Regions from separate parts of the Homo sapiens genome. Here region 1 is linked to region 2. A link is a loop called in an ENCODE intact Hi-C map of the cell type or tissue named here. Cell type or tissue: mammary epithelial cell. All regions are shown on one strand. Links, peaks and the distances in the headings refer to the core of each region. The heading gives the core; the rest is flanking DNA.

What was found. Peaks named below come from ENCODE experiments on the same cell type or tissue, not always from the same donor. Only the 100,000 strongest peaks of a DNase experiment are listed, where the experiment ranks them.
Region 1: it touches region 2 in a loop (4-fold over the local background); 25 of 110 quality-filtered maps call a loop at or near these places.

The regions. Positions count from the first base shown.
Region 1 is chr1:16,004,452-16,013,281 of GRCh38, reverse strand. SRARP (steroid receptor associated and regulated protein) reads right to left here. Exons shown (of 2, transcript NM_178840.4): 2 at 4,475-7,363. The coding sequence ends at 6,936. Among named protein-coding and RNA genes, the nearest start is that of SRARP, 4.6 kb to the right of the region's middle. RefSeq lists silencers at 1-33, 184-393 and an enhancer at 8,361-8,830. In mammary epithelial cell, for the core only: CTCF peaks have their summits at 4,098 (motif pointing left) and 6,029 (motif pointing right); a DNase peak (open chromatin) is centred at 5,991; H3K4me3 peaks cover 8 bases.
Region 2 is chr1:16,184,513-16,193,342 of GRCh38, reverse strand. No RefSeq gene overlaps it. Among named protein-coding and RNA genes, the nearest start is that of ARHGEF19, 24 kb to the left of the region's middle. RefSeq lists enhancers at 8,052-8,551, 8,552-8,830. In mammary epithelial cell, for the core only: CTCF peaks have their summits at 5,414 (motif pointing right) and 8,302; DNase peaks (open chromatin) are centred at 4,162 and 5,292; H3K27ac peaks cover 1,447 bases.

The sequences.
Region 1 (8,830 bases), core at 607-8,606, 180 kb after region 2:
GTACGGATCTCAGCGAGCCCTCCCTCGGCCGGCCGGTGCTGGGAAAGGGGGCAGCTTCCCAAGTGGTCAGTGGGGCCGAAAACCACCCCCAGCCCCCAGCAGCCCCCTCCCCAGACAGCAGTTTGCGAGGATGAGGACTGCTCAGGGGACCAAGCGGCCGCTGGGCCGCTGGGGCACGTCGGGTCTGAAGGAGCCCTTGGCCGCCAGCCCGGCCAAGGTGACCCTGCGGTAGGGGAGGGCGGGTCGGCCGCGGGGCTTTCGCCGGCTCCGCCCCCTGGGCGCCCAGACTGGCCGCGGCGCTTTGTCTCCCAGCGCCCCCAACCCCCTTCCAGGCTAAATATAGGCCTGGCTGCAGGCCCTGCGCCCCGCCCCCACCCGGAAGAGTAATTATAGCCGCCCCATTCATTGAGCAACTAGTGTGTGCCAGGCGCGCCGCTGATTCCCACAAGAGTCCTGCAAAGCAGGTACTATGATTAACGGTGTGCCTAGAAGGACACGGAGGATCAGCGAGGTCAGGCAACTGGCCCAAGGTCACCCAGCCTGGAAGTGGCACGGTTGGGATGTGAATCCTTGCTATGGCTCTGGAAGGCCATCTGCTGGGTCAACCTGGATCAGTCGCCACCACCAATGGGCTGAGGCAGCTTCCCTCCTCCCACCCTGGCAGCCCCCACAGGGAAAGGGGGCTCTCGCGTCTTGTAGCTTTGGGGGTGGGCCTGGGCAGCAGGTAGGGGAAATTGAAAAGACGCAGCTCTCTGGGGCTGGAGACCTGTGAGAAAGTCCAGGTCAGGTAGTACCAGAGACTGGGAGGGGCAGAGAGGACCTAGAAGGTTTCCTCACTTTGAAGGCCTAGCAGAGGCCAAAGGCCTCCTCCTCCAGGAAGCCCTCCAGAGCCAGAGCACAAAGAGCCCAGGCAGATGTTCAGAGCCCCTTCCCAAACCCTGTCTTCAAAGTCAGATGGAAGTAGCGCATGCTCAGGAGCCTGAGGTGAGAGGATCTCTTGAGCCCAAGGTTTAGAGACCAGCCTGGGCAACATGGCAAGAACCCGTCTCTACACAAAATACGAAAATTAGCTGGTATGGTGACGTGCACCTGTGGTCCCAGCTAGTCGGGAGGCTGAAGTGGGAGGATGGCTGGAGTCCAGGAGATGGAGGCTTCAGCGAGCCGTGATCGCACCACCGCACTCTATCTTGGGTGACACAGTGAGACCCTGACTCAAATAAAATAAAAAATGACCGGGTGTGGTGGCTCACTCCTGCATTCCCAGCACTTTGGGAGGCTGAAGAGGGTGGATTGCCTGAGCTCAATAAATACAAAGTATTTATTTGAAATCAGCCTGGACAACATGGCAAAACTGCATCTCCACAAAAAATGCAAAAATTAACAGGGTATGGTAGCACATGCCTGTAGTTCCAGCTACTTGGGGGTTGAGGCTGGAGGACTTGCTTGAGCACTGGTGGTTGAGGCTGCAGTGAGCCATGTTTGAGCCACTACACTTCAGCCTGGGCAATAGAGTGAGAACCTGTCTCAAAAAAAAAAGAAAAAGAAAAAAAAAGTGACCTTTTGTATTTGACATCTTTCACCTCGCATAATGTTTTCGAGATTCATCTATATTGTAGCATGGACCAATAATCTTTTCCTTTTTAAGGCTGAAACATATTCTGTTGCATGGCTAGGTCACAATTTGCTTACCTTTTCATCAGTTGATGGATGCTTGGGTTTGGTTCCACCCTTTGGTTTTGGTGACTAGTGCTGCTCTGTGCACTCGTGCAGATTTTCTTTTTTTTCTTTTTGAGACAGAGTTTCACTCTTGTCACCCAGGCTGGAGTGCAATGGCGCGATCTCGGCTCACTACAACCTCCGTCTCCTGGGTTCAAGCGATTCTCCTGCCTTAGCCTCCTGAGTAGATGGGATTACAGGCGTGCACCACCATGCCTGGCTAATTTTATATTTTTAGTAGAGACGGGGTTTCACCATGTTGGCCAGGCTGGTCTGGAACTCCTGACCTCAGGTGATCCACCCACCTTGGCCTCCCAAAGTGCTGGGATTACACCGGCCACTGCACGCCTGGCCATTTGTGCAGATTTTCACATGGACGAATGTTTTCACTTCTCTTGAGTATATATCTAGGAGCAGAATTGCTGGGTCCTCTGAAAGCTCCATGTTTGTTTGAGGAACTGCCAGACTGTTTCCCAAAGTGGCTGTACCATTTTACATTCTCACTGATGATTTTACTTAATTCATGGTTAATGAAGGAACCAGTAAGATGTCACAAGCAGTTCAAAGAAGGAGGCAAAGAACAGATGATATCTGTAGGTCAGGGAATATTGAAATGAATGTGCACAGAGGTAACACTGGCTTCTTCCACAGTTGGGAAGGAGAGTCCACTGGACTTGAACAGGACAGGACAGAATCTGCTTGTCTGTAGACAAGAAGTATGTTGCATTCCTACGGGCTACTTACAATAGACAGAGTTGTAAAATAGCTCAAAGGCAAAGAAAAATGCTCACCCCCTTGAGAATCAGACGATGCGTAGATGGTATTGGATATGTTTTGTGATCTTTTTTGCATATTCCAAGTTTTTCACACCTCTGTCACCTTGGGCCTAAAGGAAATAATGTATACAGTGGTCCATTTCCAAAACAAAGTGGCTTGAATAGGTTTGAGTCCGCAAACTACAGAAGAACAGAATATACTAGGCCCCTGCTTTGATAGCCGGCGCCTGCTTGTCGGGGCCCGCTTAGTTGCCCTCACCCAAACCAAAAAAGTTGAGTCTAGAATGAAAGTTCACTAGCCTGCAAAATAGCTCGCTTTGTCTATTCTTATCAGCTTGCCTGACTACCTAGGTCATAAGTCAGATACTTAAGAAAACCCTAAGCTGGCTATGATTGCAATGTATTGTGGGCTGCAACAAAATGCAACAAGAAAATCCTAAAGAAAACACCTAAAAGCTCCTACCCAACAACCAATAGGCGACATCCAGGAAGATTGTGATCCTACAGTACTCAGCCTATGAGGAACCAGGGGAGGGACCTGCGCACTAGGGGATAAATTGCTTGTTGTAACTGTGCTGGGTGTGCCTGCCCACCAGACACCCGATCTCGTAAGACCATCATTAAAAGTCTCTCTTCCACTGTTCTATGTGCCTCTGAGCCCATTCTTTGGGTTTGGACAGGTAAGTTGGTTTCTCACAGGCCTGATGACCTGGTCTCACACCTCACCTTCCCAGAGCAACTTCATCACCAACCTATATACCAATGCAGCCCCATTGCCAGCCTCAACCTCTGACCAGAGCTCCAATGGGGAATGGGTCACCACCTGCCCACATCCCCTCCGGCATGTCCCACAGTCCCTCACACGACATCCGCCTCCTGAACCTGTCATCTCCCCATGTCCCCACTGGCTACTCCGCCTGTGTGCTCCATCTCAGCGAGGGCCCTACCACCCATTCAGTCTCCGGACACTCCCCACATGCTGCCGGGTGCCAGGCTGGATCATTCTTCACTCACTTATTGAACCGCTGTGACCAGTGTGTTCACAGCACAGTATGGGGCTGCAAGCGCAGTGCGCAGTCACATTGCCTGAGGTTTGGATTTGGGCTCTACCGGTTTCCAGTTAGTGACCTTGGGCAAAGTATTCGACCTTTCTGTGCCTCAGTTTCCTCTGTAAAATGGCAAGAGAAATCATGCCGACCTCACATGACTGGGGTCAGGTGAACTGATGGGGTGTGGGGTGTATATTCAATTGCCCCGTAATGACGACAGCTATAGTAACTGACGACATCAATAGTAATGATGACAGCTCCCTTTACGGAGCAAGTATAAGTGGTATAAGTGCCTGGTTCCTCTGAATCCTCACCAAGACCCCCCAGGGTTCAATTCTGAAATGTCACTTTGCTGGGTGCCTGGCATAAAGTAAACATTCATTATTCTGGATGAAAGGAGTATTGGTTAGAATGAGTCTGGCTTCTGAAAAACAGACCCACTGGTTGGCTGGCCCCAAGGCTTTAGTCCCAGACCCAGCAGGTCCACACCTTCCCTGTCCAGGCCTGGACCCAGTGTCCTCTAGTCTGATGAGAGGGCGACACCTGCTGGTGAAAAGCCGGATGTGCAGCCACAGGTCTCCTTTCTCCTTGAGGGTCTCAAACTCCCTCTGCAGCCTTGTCCTTGGGGCCTTCAGGAGAGTAGAATGGGCATATGTCGACCAGATTGTACTGCGTCCTCCTCTCTAGTCCAAACCATTGCTCTCCTTTCTCAGGATTAAGACTCAGCCTCCGGTGCCTCCTCCCTGCAGTCAGAAGGCCCGGAGGGATCCTTTCCAAAGGTACGTCTGGCCATGACGCTGTCTGCTCACAATTTCCAGTGCTGCCATCTGGGAATAAGATCTAAGATCTAAAGGTCTTGTTGCAGCCTGCCAGGCCTCACCTGATGCAGCTTCTGCCACTTTTCTTTTCTTTTTACTTTTTTGGTTTTTTTTTGAGACAGTCTTGCTCTTGCTCTGTCACCCAGGCCGGAGTGCAGTGGCGAGATCTCGGCTCACTGCAACCTCTGCCTTCTAGGTTCAAGCAATTCTCTCACCTCAGCTTCCCAAGTAGCTGGGATTATAGGTGCCCACCACCACGCCCAGCTAATTTTTATATTTTTAGTAGAGACGGGTTTTCGCCAAGTTGGCCAGGCTGGTCTCGAACTCCTGACCTCAGGTGATCTCCCCCCGCCTCCCCCTCCTTGGCCTCCCAAAGTGCTGGGATTACAGGCATGAGCCACCGCGCCTGGCCTCCTGCCACCTTTCTGATCTGTTTGTTTTGTGTGTGTGCATTGCCTGTCTCCCCCAACTAGAGGATAAACTATTTTGTGGCTGGGCCTCATTGTCTTATTCATTGCTCCATCTCATGGTTTAGCCCAAAGCCTGGCATTCAGTGGATGCCCAATAAATACTTGGTGAATAAATGAATGAATGACAATTACCCTAGCCAGACTGAACGACTGGTCCTTCTGCCCAGAGCACTCCCCACTTGCTCCCCCACCCCACCCTTTTGTATAGCTTAGTCACCGGTCAGATCTCATTTTCGGCATCACTTCCTGCAGGAAGTCCTCCCTGATCTCCTCTCTCTAGAGTGGGCTGGTTGTCCTCCAGCATCATTCTGTGTTGCCCTTACTGTTGCACTTCTCAGAAGCTATGGCAATTGTGTGCTTTCTTTCTGGCCTCCCCCACCTGGCTGTGAGCTCCTTGAGGACAGGGTTACATTTATCCTCTGTGTGTCCCCTCTGCCTAGAAGAGACGCTACCAGGATGAGAGGGTATATACCTTACAGTTACAAGCAAGAATATGGGCACCAGACTTGCCTGAGTTCTAATCTCAATGGTACCAGTCTATGGAACTTTGAGTCCATTCTTCAACCTCTCTGTGCCTCAGCTCTCTAATCTATAAAATGGTCACAAATACAGTGCCCATGTTGTTTCTCTGACACAGAGTAAATGGTCAATTACATGTTAAATGTTAGCAGCTAGTATTTGTAGGAACCTAGTAAAATAGTCATTGAATAAATTAATGACCAGATACGGTGGCTCACACCTATAATCCAAGCACTTAGGGAAGCTGAAGCGGGAGGATAGCTTGAGGCCAGGAGTTCAAGACCAGCCTGGGCAGCACAGTGAGACCTCTTCTCTACTAAAAGAAGTCAAGCTGGGCGTAGTGGTGCACCTATAGTCTCAGCTACTCGGGAGGCTGAGGCAGGAGGATCACTTGAGCCCAGGAGTTTGAGGCTGCAGTGAGCTGTGATTGTTCCACTGCACTCCAGCCTGGGTGATAGAGTGAGACTCTGTCTCTAAAATAAATACAGAAAAACCCAGTGATTTTTATCTGGGAGCTTTGAGACTGACTTCCTTAAATAGGTTGCTTTAGGGTTTCTCACAGTGCTGTGCATGCCTTAGACTCACAGACACCTTCACACCCACACCAGTAACTCCACCTCCTGCTCAGGGAACACGATTGCCCTGAGGGGTGAACCTCCTCCCCCCACCTTTTTTTTTTTTTTTTGCTATCCCTAGAGGGCAGCATGAGCCTGGTATGCAGTAGATGCTCAATAAATAACATGTCTTGTTTTCATTCGTTCAAACATGATACTCTATTTTTGAGTACCTCCCTCCCTTTTGAGAAGCCAGATCCCCTTATTTCCCATCTCAGATCCCCAGGTCCCACCTGGGCTGCCTTATGGGATGGAGTCTCCTGGAGCCAACTTCCCTGAGCCTCCCAGCCCCAACTGGCATGGCCCTCGAGTCTCCCCACGTGGTATCCCCTGCCTTTGCAGTGACCTACACACTCGCCTCTGAGCCAAGATGGCAGCAAGAAACCCGTTGCCCCTCCCCGTCATGCTGGGGCATTCTGACCACTGCTCTGGCCTGCCCTGGGGTAAGATGACAGCAGGTGGCCCTGGGGAGGGTGGATTTTCTCAGGGCTGGCCCCTTCTCATCTTTTAGATCACACTTTGTTGCCTGCGCAGAGAGGCCCTTACCAAGCACTGCATCAGGAAAGGTCTTCACCCCAATCACTCTCCCTCTAGCATCCTGTTTCAGTTCCTGCAGAGCATTCATCGCTGTTCAAAATCATCTTCTTTATTTATTGGGTTACTTTATTTATTCAGGGTGGGTTCCCTCCACCCCAAAAATACCAGCTCCAGGAAAACCATGGTATCTCCCCAGCACTTTGCAGGGCCTGGCATGTGGAAGATGTACCAGTAATATTTGCTGTATGAATGAATGAGTCTCTTCATGTGCAGGTGACTTATCCTGCCTCTGCCACTCGACGGATGTTTCAGATGCCCCTTAGCGGATCTAATGATGTTTCCTTGGCTCAAGCACAAAAGACTCCTGCTTAGCTGGGGAAGCAGGGCCAGGCCCTGGGAATTGCAGCCTCTGGGCATCAGAGCCCGGCCCTTCCAGCTAATCGGCCTGCCCACAGACACAAGAGGAGAGGGCTTTCAGTGAGTCCTTGACTGTTCCCCAAGTTGAAGACCTCACAGGCGCAGCCTTCACGGGTTTCCCCTTAGCCTCGGGAACCTCCTGGGGGCAGAGCGGGCTGACTGGGAAGGAAGCTGAGGCCACAGACCCTCTGCAGAGCGGCAGGGTGGCCCTGGCCTGGGCAAGGCATCCCCCACCCATGGGGGTCACCCGAGTCAGATGGGGCCAGTTTTCCCCACAGAACACGATGTAGGTCTTCATTGGTGGGGTGACAAGCCCTCGATTGGGACTGGGGGCTTGGGGTGGTGATGCGGTTGCTGCCAGGGAGAGCTGCTTCCCGTGGGTGCAGTCAATAACAAAAGTCAGGTGAGCCGTGGGGACGGTCTTCTGATGGCCAGCCAGCTTCCCACCTAGAAGAGAGGAAAAGACCAAAAGTTAGCACAAGCAGGGGACTTTTCTTTTCCCCTGAGACAGGGTCTCACTCTGTCGCCCAGGCTGGAGGTCATGGCTCACTGCAGCCTCAGCCTCAGGGGGCTCAACCAATCCTCCCATCTCAGCCCCCTAAGTAGCTGGGACTACAGGCTCATGCCACCATGCCTGGTGAATTTTAAAATTTTTTGTAGAGATGAGGTTTCCCTATGTTGCCCAGGCTGGTCTCAAACTCCTGGACTCAAGAAATCCTTCTGCCTCAGCCCAATCAGTACTGGAATTGCAGGCGTGAGCCACTGCACCCGACTGGGACATGGTTTCCTGAATTCATTTGTTTATTCATTCGATAGGGTTCAACTGGATTGGTTGATACACCAACAGAGGAGGACAGTCAGGGTTTAAGTGTATGGACTTCAGCATCAGAGAGACCTGAGTTCAAGTCTCCACTTACCATCCATCCATCTGCCTTCCAGGAACACAGAGTCCAACATGTCAGTGCCTCCCAACTTTGCTGTTCCCATGAGCTGCCTGGGGAGCTTGTTAAAATGCAGAGTCTGGTGCAGTGGGGCTGGGGTGGGGCCTGAGACTCGCGTTTCTAACAAGTCCCCAGGGGATGCCAATTCTGCTGGTCCATGGACCATATTATGAAAAGCACAGTCCTCAACCCCAGAGAGGAAAGCCCTGGCCATCTTTCCAGGTGAGGAAACTGAGGCTCAGCCTGCACAAGTGTTGGTGGGTCTCAGGGAGCATCTTGCTACTCTCCCCCTCCCCAGATAATCTTGTCCACAGCCTCAGAGAATCCCATCAGTACCTGGTGGCATTTGCCCTGGCAATCCCCCCGCTCAGAGCCCAGCACAGGGTAGAGGGATGGACAAACCAGCCAATAGACTTATCAATGAAGCAGGTGTCTGAGCAATTGTATCTGAATCCAAAGCCTGTGCTCTTAAAAAGGTAACTTTTTGAGTTACCCAAATAACATACACATCCATTCTCTTAGCTACGTGCTGTGAAACACGACGTGGGCTCAGAAGGAAGCTTATGTTCTAGTAGGTTGGCTAGCACAGGAAATAAAACGAGCCCGCCCTTGGCTGGAGAATCCCAGCAACCCAAGGGAGGTAGCATGTTTGCCATCAGACCCCCACCCACCCCCAGCTGGTCTTGCTTTTTTTTTTTTTTTTTTTTTTTTGAGATGGAGTCTCACACTGTTGCTCAGGCTGGAGTGCAGTGGTGCGATCTCAGCTCACTGCAACCTCCGCCTCCTGGGTTCAAGCGATTCTCCTGCCTCAACCTCCTGAGTAGCTGGGATTATAGGCACCCGCCACCACACCCAGCTAATTTTTTGTATTTTTAGCAGATATGGGGTTTCACTATGTTGGCCAAGCTGGTCTCGAACTCCTGACCTCATGATCTGCCCGCTTCGGCCTCCCAAAGTGCTGGGATTACAGGCA
Region 2 (8,830 bases), core at 480-8,479:
GCGTGATCTCAGCTCACTGCAACCTCCGCCTCCCAGGTTCAAGTGATTCTTCTGCCTTGGCCCCGAGAGTAGGTGAGATTACAGGAGTGCACCATCACGCCTGACTAATTTTTGTATTTTTAGTAGAAATGGGCTTTCACCATGTTGGCCAGGCTGGTCTCGAACTCCTGACCTCAGGTGATCCACCCGCCTCTGCCCCCCAAAGTGCTGGGATCACAGGCATGAGGCACCATGCCCAGACTGTTATTTTATTTTTCAGATGGTTCCGGCTTTGGCCATTAGGAGCTCTTTCAGATGAGCTCCTGTGTCTGTTTGACATGCCCCCATCTTTCTGTTTTTTGAGCATTTCCTTGCTTTCTTGCGCTGCATTCCAGAGCAAGATGCTCTGGAATCACCTTGCATTTTTTCCTGCCTCAGTGCTAGAATCAGCCATTTCTCCAAGGAGTCTGATCCTTTTATTTTAGAGACAGGGTGTGCTTATTGCTGCTGAGGCGTCACTGCTTCTAGGCCCTCTCATCAGACAGAGGTGGGAAATATATATATAGATAGATAGATAGATATATACACACACACACGCACACATATATATACATATATTTATATATGTGTATACATATAGATACACATATATGTCTATATGTATATACATATATGTGTGTCTCTATGTATACACATATATAAATATATGTATATATAAATACACATGTATACATAAATACACATGTATACATATATGTTAATATATAATATATACTTACATATATAATGTATGTATACATATATAATATATACGTGTGTGTATATACGCACCATGTGATTTTTAGGCAAGACACCAACTCTCTTTACAGCCTCTTTAAGGCTCCAAGCCCCATCTGCAAAATGGGGACGGTGATAACGTTTCCTGCCTCATGGAGCCACCATGAAATGAAGTATGTAAGTGGTTGACACAGTGTCTGGCCCATAATTAGTCAAGAGAAGTGGTGGCTTTTATTGTGTCAGAGCTGCACAGCCAGAGCATGGGGGCCCTTGCGAGGTGGGGAGGCCCCCGTCCCCTGAGGATTGAAGGAACTCAGGCAGTCTGGGAATGGGATTCCTGTACTGAGTAGAGACCAAGGGGCCTGTGTGTTTCTTCCAGTGCTGAGTCTGCCTGAAGAGCGCCCAACTTGGCAGCAGCTTGGCAGAGCAGAGGAAACAGGCTCTCCTGCATTCAGCCTGCCCTGGCACATCTGGAATCTGGCTGACACCTGAGTCTGGGTTAGACTGCTGGGGGCCAGGGGGCTGGCTTTGGGGCTGTGCTTCAGGCAAGGAGGCCAGGGCTGCTCACCTGGCCCACTTCCCTCATTCCTCACCTGCTCCCTGCCCACCTGCCCAGGGGGTAGATCTGGGCCAGGCATCTCAGGGGAGCCCCTCTCTCAGTGGTGCCTGCCTCTGCCCATCATGCCCTGCCCTGGTAGGGCTTTGGCCAAGGACCCAGGGCCCTGCTCCTGCTTGCCGCAGAAGGAGGAGGAAGCTGGGGGGTGGTATCTGCAGGACAGGACCTGGAGATGGCGTCTGGGGTGGGAGTTTTGGCCCCTGAGGCTGTCTGCCCAGCCAGTCTCCAGTCCTTCAGGAGCTCCTCCCCACCCAGTGCCCATGCCCTTCTCTGCAGCGATCCTGCTCTGCAGAGACTGTAGGGACCCTGCTACCCCTCCTCATTCCTCCTGGTCCCCAAACTCTGAGCCTATTGTTTAGAAGATTTTGTCCTGAAATGAAACTGTTGAGAAAGAAACTTATTTGATTGTTCATTTTCAGGGCACACTGAGGTTTCATAAGAACCAGTGAGCCCTGGCTTCAGCCCAGCAGGCACTTCAGCTCTGGGGCAGACAGTGTGGCTTGCTTCTTTGTTGATGTCCTCCCTCCCTCCCTCCCTCCCTCCATCCCTCCCTTCCTTTCTTCTTTCCTTCCTTCCTTTCTTCCTTCCTTCCTTTCTTCCTTCTTCCTTCCTTCATTTCTTCCTTCCTTCTCCTTCCTTCTCCTTCCTCCCTCCCTCCCTCCCTTCCTTCCCTTCTTTTTTCTTGCTCTGTCGCCCAGGCTGGAACGCAGTGGCACGATCTCAGTTCACTGCAACCTCCACCTCCTGGGTTCAAGTGATTCTTGTCCTAGCCTACCGAGTAGCTGGGACTACAGGCGTACACTACTACGCCCAGCTCTCTTTCCATCTTTCCAATCCCCTTCATTCTCCTCTCTGATTGTGTCACCTATGGACCAAAGGACATCAGCAGCATCCCCATCCTTGGTGACACTCCCTAATGGTGAGACAGACAAGTAAACAGGTGAAGTGCAGGGCCCCACACAGAGTGTTGTCAGGATGTGGGGCAGCAGGAATTCTACACTGTTGGTGGGGTGTGAATTGGCACAGCTACTTTGGAAAACAGCTTGGCTGCATCTGCAAAAGCTGAACTTGCCTATGCTATGACCCAGACATTCCACTGCTTTCTTTGGGTATACACCCAACAGAAATGGGTACATATGTGCCCAAAAAGACCTGAATTAGCATGTTTTTAGCAGTATTATCCATTAATAGCCAAAATGCTAGAAACTACCCAAATGCTCATCAATAGTAAAATGAAAATCCTGGTATATTCACACAGTGGAACACTACACAGTCACGAGACTAAACTGTCTACAACTACAAGTACTGTCTGTGTCTGCATAGGCGAATCTAGACTGAACGTGAGAGAAGCCAGACGCCAAAAAAAAAAAAAAACAACAACAAAACAAATTAGTTGATTTGCATAAAGTACAAAACCAGGCAGACTAATTGATGGATCGAGGTCAGGGTGGGGAGCGCCTGCAGCTGAAGTAGTGACTGCTTAGGGAGGGACTGCTGATGTTGCTTCCACAGGGCTGTGCACTTTGGGACCAGTCCATCAGGCTGGGCGCCTAAGATCTGTGTGCTTTTCTGCATGGGAGTTAAATTTCAGCTGAAAGCTTACACAGTGCAAACTGTGGGGCTGTGGGGGCACAAATAAGGGAGCAGCCTGTCCTCACTGGCAGTCAGGGTGGGCTTCCTGGAGGTGGTGCCACTGAAGCTGCATCCTGAGAGCTGAAATGGAGGTGACAGGAGGGGGACAGTGCAGAGCCGAGTGGCCACTCTGGGATTCCTTGTTGATCCATGTGGTGACCTGTTTTCTGTTGTCTCCCCCACTGGACCGTGAAATCCATGAAGAAAGGGCCTCTGGCTGTCTTCCCAGTGCTGTGGCCTCATTGCCAACTGCCATGCCTGGAACCCAGGAGCAGCTCAGTGAATATTTGTTGCTGGGTCTGAGCCCGGCTCTGCATGAACCCTGAGCCCGAGCTCATAATTGCCCCTCAGACCCGCTCTGCTTCCAAGTCCCACCCCAGCTCTCTTCCCTCATTTGAGCTACTTGGTGCCAGTATGGTGGGGTGGAGGGTCTGGATGCCCTCGGGCTGTGGGCGGGGCTGCCCCATCTGGGCTGAGACTGCCCTGGACACCAGGAGACCCACTGGGCCGCTCTTTTTTTTTTTTTTTTTAGATGAAGTCTCACTCTGTCGCCCAGACTAGAGTGCAGTGGCACCATTCTGGGTCACTGCAACCTCTGCCTCCTGGGTTCAAGCGATTCTCCTGCCTCAGCCTCCTGAGTAGCTGGGATTACAGGCGCCCACCACAGCGCCCAGCTAAGTTTTATATTTTTAGTAGACACGGAGTTTCACCATGTTGGTCAGGCTGGTCTCGAACTTCTGACCTCAAGTGATCTGCCCCCCTCAGCCTCCCAGAGTGCTAAGATTACAGGTGTGAACCACTGCGCCTGGCCTCGCTTGGCCACTCTTGTCACCCTGACCGGGATTTGAACCTGGGTTTGCTCTCACTTCCTGTCCCCAAGTGTGCCTTCCCCTTCCCAGGATCCCACTCTCCCGGCGTTTGTCTCCCCCCAGATTGTATTTCTGATGCTACTGGGAGAAAGAACTAAAATAAATGGGCTGACGTTGTAGCAGGAGGGACTCTGGTGGGACTTAAGGCAGAGTTTGCCAACTGTGGGAACTGTCTCAGACACCTGGGCGAGTGGAGGGAGTGAAGCTGGGGAATTTCTTCCCCTGAGCAGCGTGAAGAACAGGATGAACAGTCATCTGCTTGGGTGGGGCACAGCGGGGTGGAGAGGATGACCTTTGGAAGCCACTCTCAAGCTCTTGGCTCATGAGCTGCCCTGAGGGTTGGGAGCTGGTCAGGAAGGAGGAAGGGGTAAGCTATTGGGTCTAGCGTTTCGGCTGCTGGAAGGGTGTGGGAGGAGAAGAGGGGCACTGAAGGAGGCAGAAACCAGGCCTGCTTTACTTAAATGAGGCAATAGGATTTGGGGGATTGGAAGGTTCCTTAGAGTTTCCAAAGCAGGGTGTGGGAAAGTCCAGCACCGGGTTTGGAGGCAGGTGGACCTGGCTTGAGTCTTGCTTTAACTTATAAGCCACGATGCTCTAGGCAAGCTGCTTCCCCTCTCTGAGCCTCAGTTTCCTCATCTGGTAAACGGGCATGATAATGCAGCTACAAGAAGGTGATGCCTTGGAAAAGGACTTCGAAAAAGCCCTATGCAAAGGGGAGTTGATCTCCCAGGACAGACTGGCCAAGGATTAGTATATAACGACAGCCATGTTATTCTCTCCAACCCAAGTGCCAGGTGTTAGGTCTTTTAATAGCCACCTAAATTCCAGAAGGGTATATTTTGGAGGCCAATTTAGTTCAATAGATGGTTTGTTGTTGTTGTTGTTGTTTGTTTTGTTTTTGACAGAGTCTCATTCTGTCGCCCAGGCTGGAGTGCAGTGGTGTGATCTAGGCTCACTGCAATCTCCACCTCCTGGGTTCAAGCGATTCTCAAGTCTCGGCCTCCTGAGTAGCTGGAATTACAGGCATGTGCCAACATGCTTGGCTATTTTTTGTATTTTTAGTGGAGGTGGGGTTTCACCATTTGCCCGGGCTGGTCTCAAACTCCTGAGCTCAAGCAGTCCTCCTACCTCGGCCTCCCAAAGTGCTGGTGTTACAGGCATGAGTCACCACGCCCGGCCAGGTGTTAGGTCTTTTAATCCTTATAACAACCCTATTTTTGTCACCCCGTTCCACAGATGAGGAGTCTGAGGCTCAAGGAAGTGACATGACTTGCCCAAGGTCACATAATCAGTTGGAACTTGACTAGGGACTTACATTCCCATCTGATTTCAGTCCAGAACCCTGCACTCTGTTTGGTGCAGCCTATGATTGACGGAGAAGGTACTTGGCAAACCATAAAGCAATGAATATCATCATCATCGTCATCGCCATCATCGTCATCATCATGAGTAGCAGCAACAGCATTTTATTTTTTTAGGGCAATTGCGGTTCTACAACGGCAGTAATGGGAGCAGCATCCTTCCCAGCCCAGCCACCAGAGGGCGGCAGAGCCCAGGGCTGGGATAGCGGGGTCCTCCGAGCGCAGCCTGCTCATTGCCCACATTCCTGTGGGTTGAGTCCTCCTGAGGCTTGGCTGTGTCTGTGGGGCAGGGGTAGGGAGTAGGGGCAGGGGCAGTGGGCTGGGTAGAGGGAAGGGAGGGCATAGAGCCCTGGAGACAGGAGCACATGGCCAGTCCTGGCCTCAGCTGTGAGGGTTCCTAAGTCTGAAACATGCTCAGAGGCTCCAGAGACCACCCCCTTGGTCCTATGATGTCCCAGTCCTTCATGTCAAGTTCTTCTTCTTCTTTTTATTTTTCTTATATAAAAATATGAATCACAGAAATAGTTAGTGGTTGTATTTACAATTTGAACTTCATTATCACATGGCACAGTAACTCACATAATGTATCCATTCTTTATATTGGTGTAATTTTTTTTATACTTTAATTTCTGGGATACATGTGTTGAACATGGAGGTTTGTTACATAGGTATACACGTGCCATGGTGGTTTGCTGCACCCATCAACCCGCTATTTACATTAGGTATTTCTCCTAATGCTATCCCTTCCCTAGCCCCCCATGCCTCCCTTTTTTTTTTTTTTTTTTTAAGAGTCTCGCTCTGTCACCCAGGCTGGAGTGCAGTGGCACAATCTCAGCTCACTGCAACTTCCGCCTCCCAGGCTCAAGCGATTCTCTTTCCTCAGCCTCCTGAGTAGCTGGGATTACAGGCATGCACCACCATGCCAGGCTAATTTTTGTATTTTTAGCAGAGATGGGTTTTTGCCATGTTGGCCAGGCTGGTCTCGTACTCCTGACCTCAGGTGATCTACCCACCTCGGCATTCCAAAGTGCTGGGATTACAGGCGTGAGCCACTGCCCCGGATATGCCAAGTTCTTGACTGAATAAGGGGACAATAAAAATCACCGCCACTGTGCACTGAGTGTTGTTTACCACTCCATTGGCACCAATTATGCCCTTTAATCCTTGTAACTCTGCTAGGAGCAGGTTCTGTTCAACTCAGCCAAACTTTACTAAGAAGGAAAGGGAAGCTCAGAGAGGAGAAGTGACTTGCCTGAAGTCACACAGCAAGTAAAAGGCAGAGCTTCTTTGAAACCAGACCCACCAGACCTAGGCCTACTCCCCGAAGCCCTTGACTATCACAACTTCCCCGACCCTAGCTCTGCAGCGATTCCAGCTCAAAGTGTAAGCATGTTCCCCAGCCCCCAGGATTCTCACAACAGCTTGAGAGGCTGGAAGTGAAGACACGGAGGATGTGCCAGTGCTGTACCCGAGCCCACTCAGACGGGCTCTCAGGAGGAGCTCTGCCCAGGCCGGGCACAGTGGCTCACACCTGTCATCCCAGCACTTTGGGAGGCTGAGGCAGAAGGATCACTTGAGCTCAGGAGTTTGAGACTAGCCTGGGCAACATAGTGAGACATCATCTCTAAAAAAATTTTTTTTGACAGGGTATGGTGGCTCATGCCTGTAATCCCAGCACTTTGGCAGGCCGAGGCGGGCAGATCATGAGGTCAGGAGATCAAGACCATCCTGGCTAACAAGGTGAAACTCTGTCTCTACTAAAAATACAAAAAGTTAGCTGGGCGTGGTGGTGGGCGCCTGTAGTCCCAGCTACTCAGGAGGCTGAGGTGGGAGAACGGCGTGAACCCAGGAGGTGGAGCTTGCAGTGAGCCGAGATCGCGCCATTGCCCCCCAGCCTGGGCGACAGAGCGAGACTCTGTCTCAAAAAAAAAAATTTTTTTTTAATTAGCCAGGTGTGGTGGTGAGTGCCTGTATCCTAGCTACTCAGGAGGCTGAGGTGGGAGGATCACTTGAGCTTGGGAGGTAGAGGCTGCAGTGAGCCATGATCACTCCACTGTACTCCAGCCTGAGTGACAGAGTGAGACCCTATCTCAAAAGAAAAAGAAAAAGAGGCCAGGCACGGTGGCTCACACCTGTAATCCCAGCACTTTGGGAGGCAAAGGCAGGGGGATCATAAGGTCAGGAGTTCGAGACCAGCCACAGTCAACATGGCGAAACCCCATCTCTACTAAAAATACAAAAAAATTGGCCAGGCACGGTGGCTCACGCCTGTAATCCCAGCACTTTGGGAGGCCGAGGCAGGTGGATCACGAGGTCAGGAGATTGAGACCACAGTGAAACCCCGTCTCTACTAAAAATACAAAAACTTAGCCGGGCGTGGTGGCGGGCGCCTGTAGTCCCAGCTACTTGGGAGGCTGAGGCAGGAAAATGGCGTGAACCCGGGAGGCGGAGCTTGCAGTGAGCTGAGATCGCGCCACTGCACTCCAGCCTCAGTGACAGAGCAAGACTCCGTCTCAAAAAAAAAAAAAAAAAAAATATTAGCCAGGCGTGGTGGTGGGGCACTGGTAATCCCAGCTACTTGGGAGGCCGAGGTAAGAGAATCGCTTGAACCTGGGAGTCGAAGGTTGCAGCAAGCTGAGATCGTGCCACTGCACTCCAGTCTGGGCGACAGTGCAGGAGTTTGTCTCAAAAAAAAAAAAAAAGAAAAAAAGAAAAAAAAAGAAAAAGACTAGTTCTTCCCAGCATTGCACTAGGAAATTCAGGCTGGGTGCTGGAAGCGGCCATGGTGACAGTGAATATTGCACCTGGAAATCAGCTCCCGCACCCCTGCCCTGGAGTCCGCTGAGGCCTGGATTGGGAAGAGATAGGACCGAGAGGCCCAGGGGCCCTCCCTGCTTCCCCACCAGGCTTCAGCCCCTCAGCCAGGCCCTGCTGATGCCTCTGCTCTCCCTTGCCTGGGTGTGGTGTGTGGTGATGAAATTGGTGGAGGCTGAGCCCCAGATCCTATTATCCCCTCCAGGGTGTGACAAGTGTCTGTGACTGGCCCTGCTGGGACCTCCCCCAACTGGATCCTGAAGACAGGGGGTGCTCCTGAACCCATTCCGTATTCTTGACCCCCCTCTGGGCAGCGGGATCCTTCAGACCAGATTCCATGGAGGCCCTAAGCTGTGCCCCGTGGCAGAGTGGCCCTGATACCTCCCAAAGAAGAGTGACAGCAAGTGGTGTCACATAGACCTGCCTCAATGCTCGTCTACACCTGCCCCTTCAGGGTGGGGCAAAACAAGGCTCTGCAGACAGCAAGTGGGGACATGCCCTGAGAGGCTGTGCTGCTTGGCTGAGGTGGTGGCTGGCAGCACTGGTCATGCAGAGCCTTGGTGGCACCATGGACTCAGCCCACAGCTGGCTCGGACTCCTGGATCCGGTGGCTTCTGGGGTCTGGGCAGGTGGTGGGAGGTTCGGGGGGCACCTGGAGCTAAGTACCTGTACACTGGCTGTGGGGAGCTGCAGGGCAGGACAGGGTTCCCACACACCCTTTTCCCAAACAGGTGCCTCCCTCCGACACCCACACTGCGTCTACTGTTTTCCAGGAAAAGGCC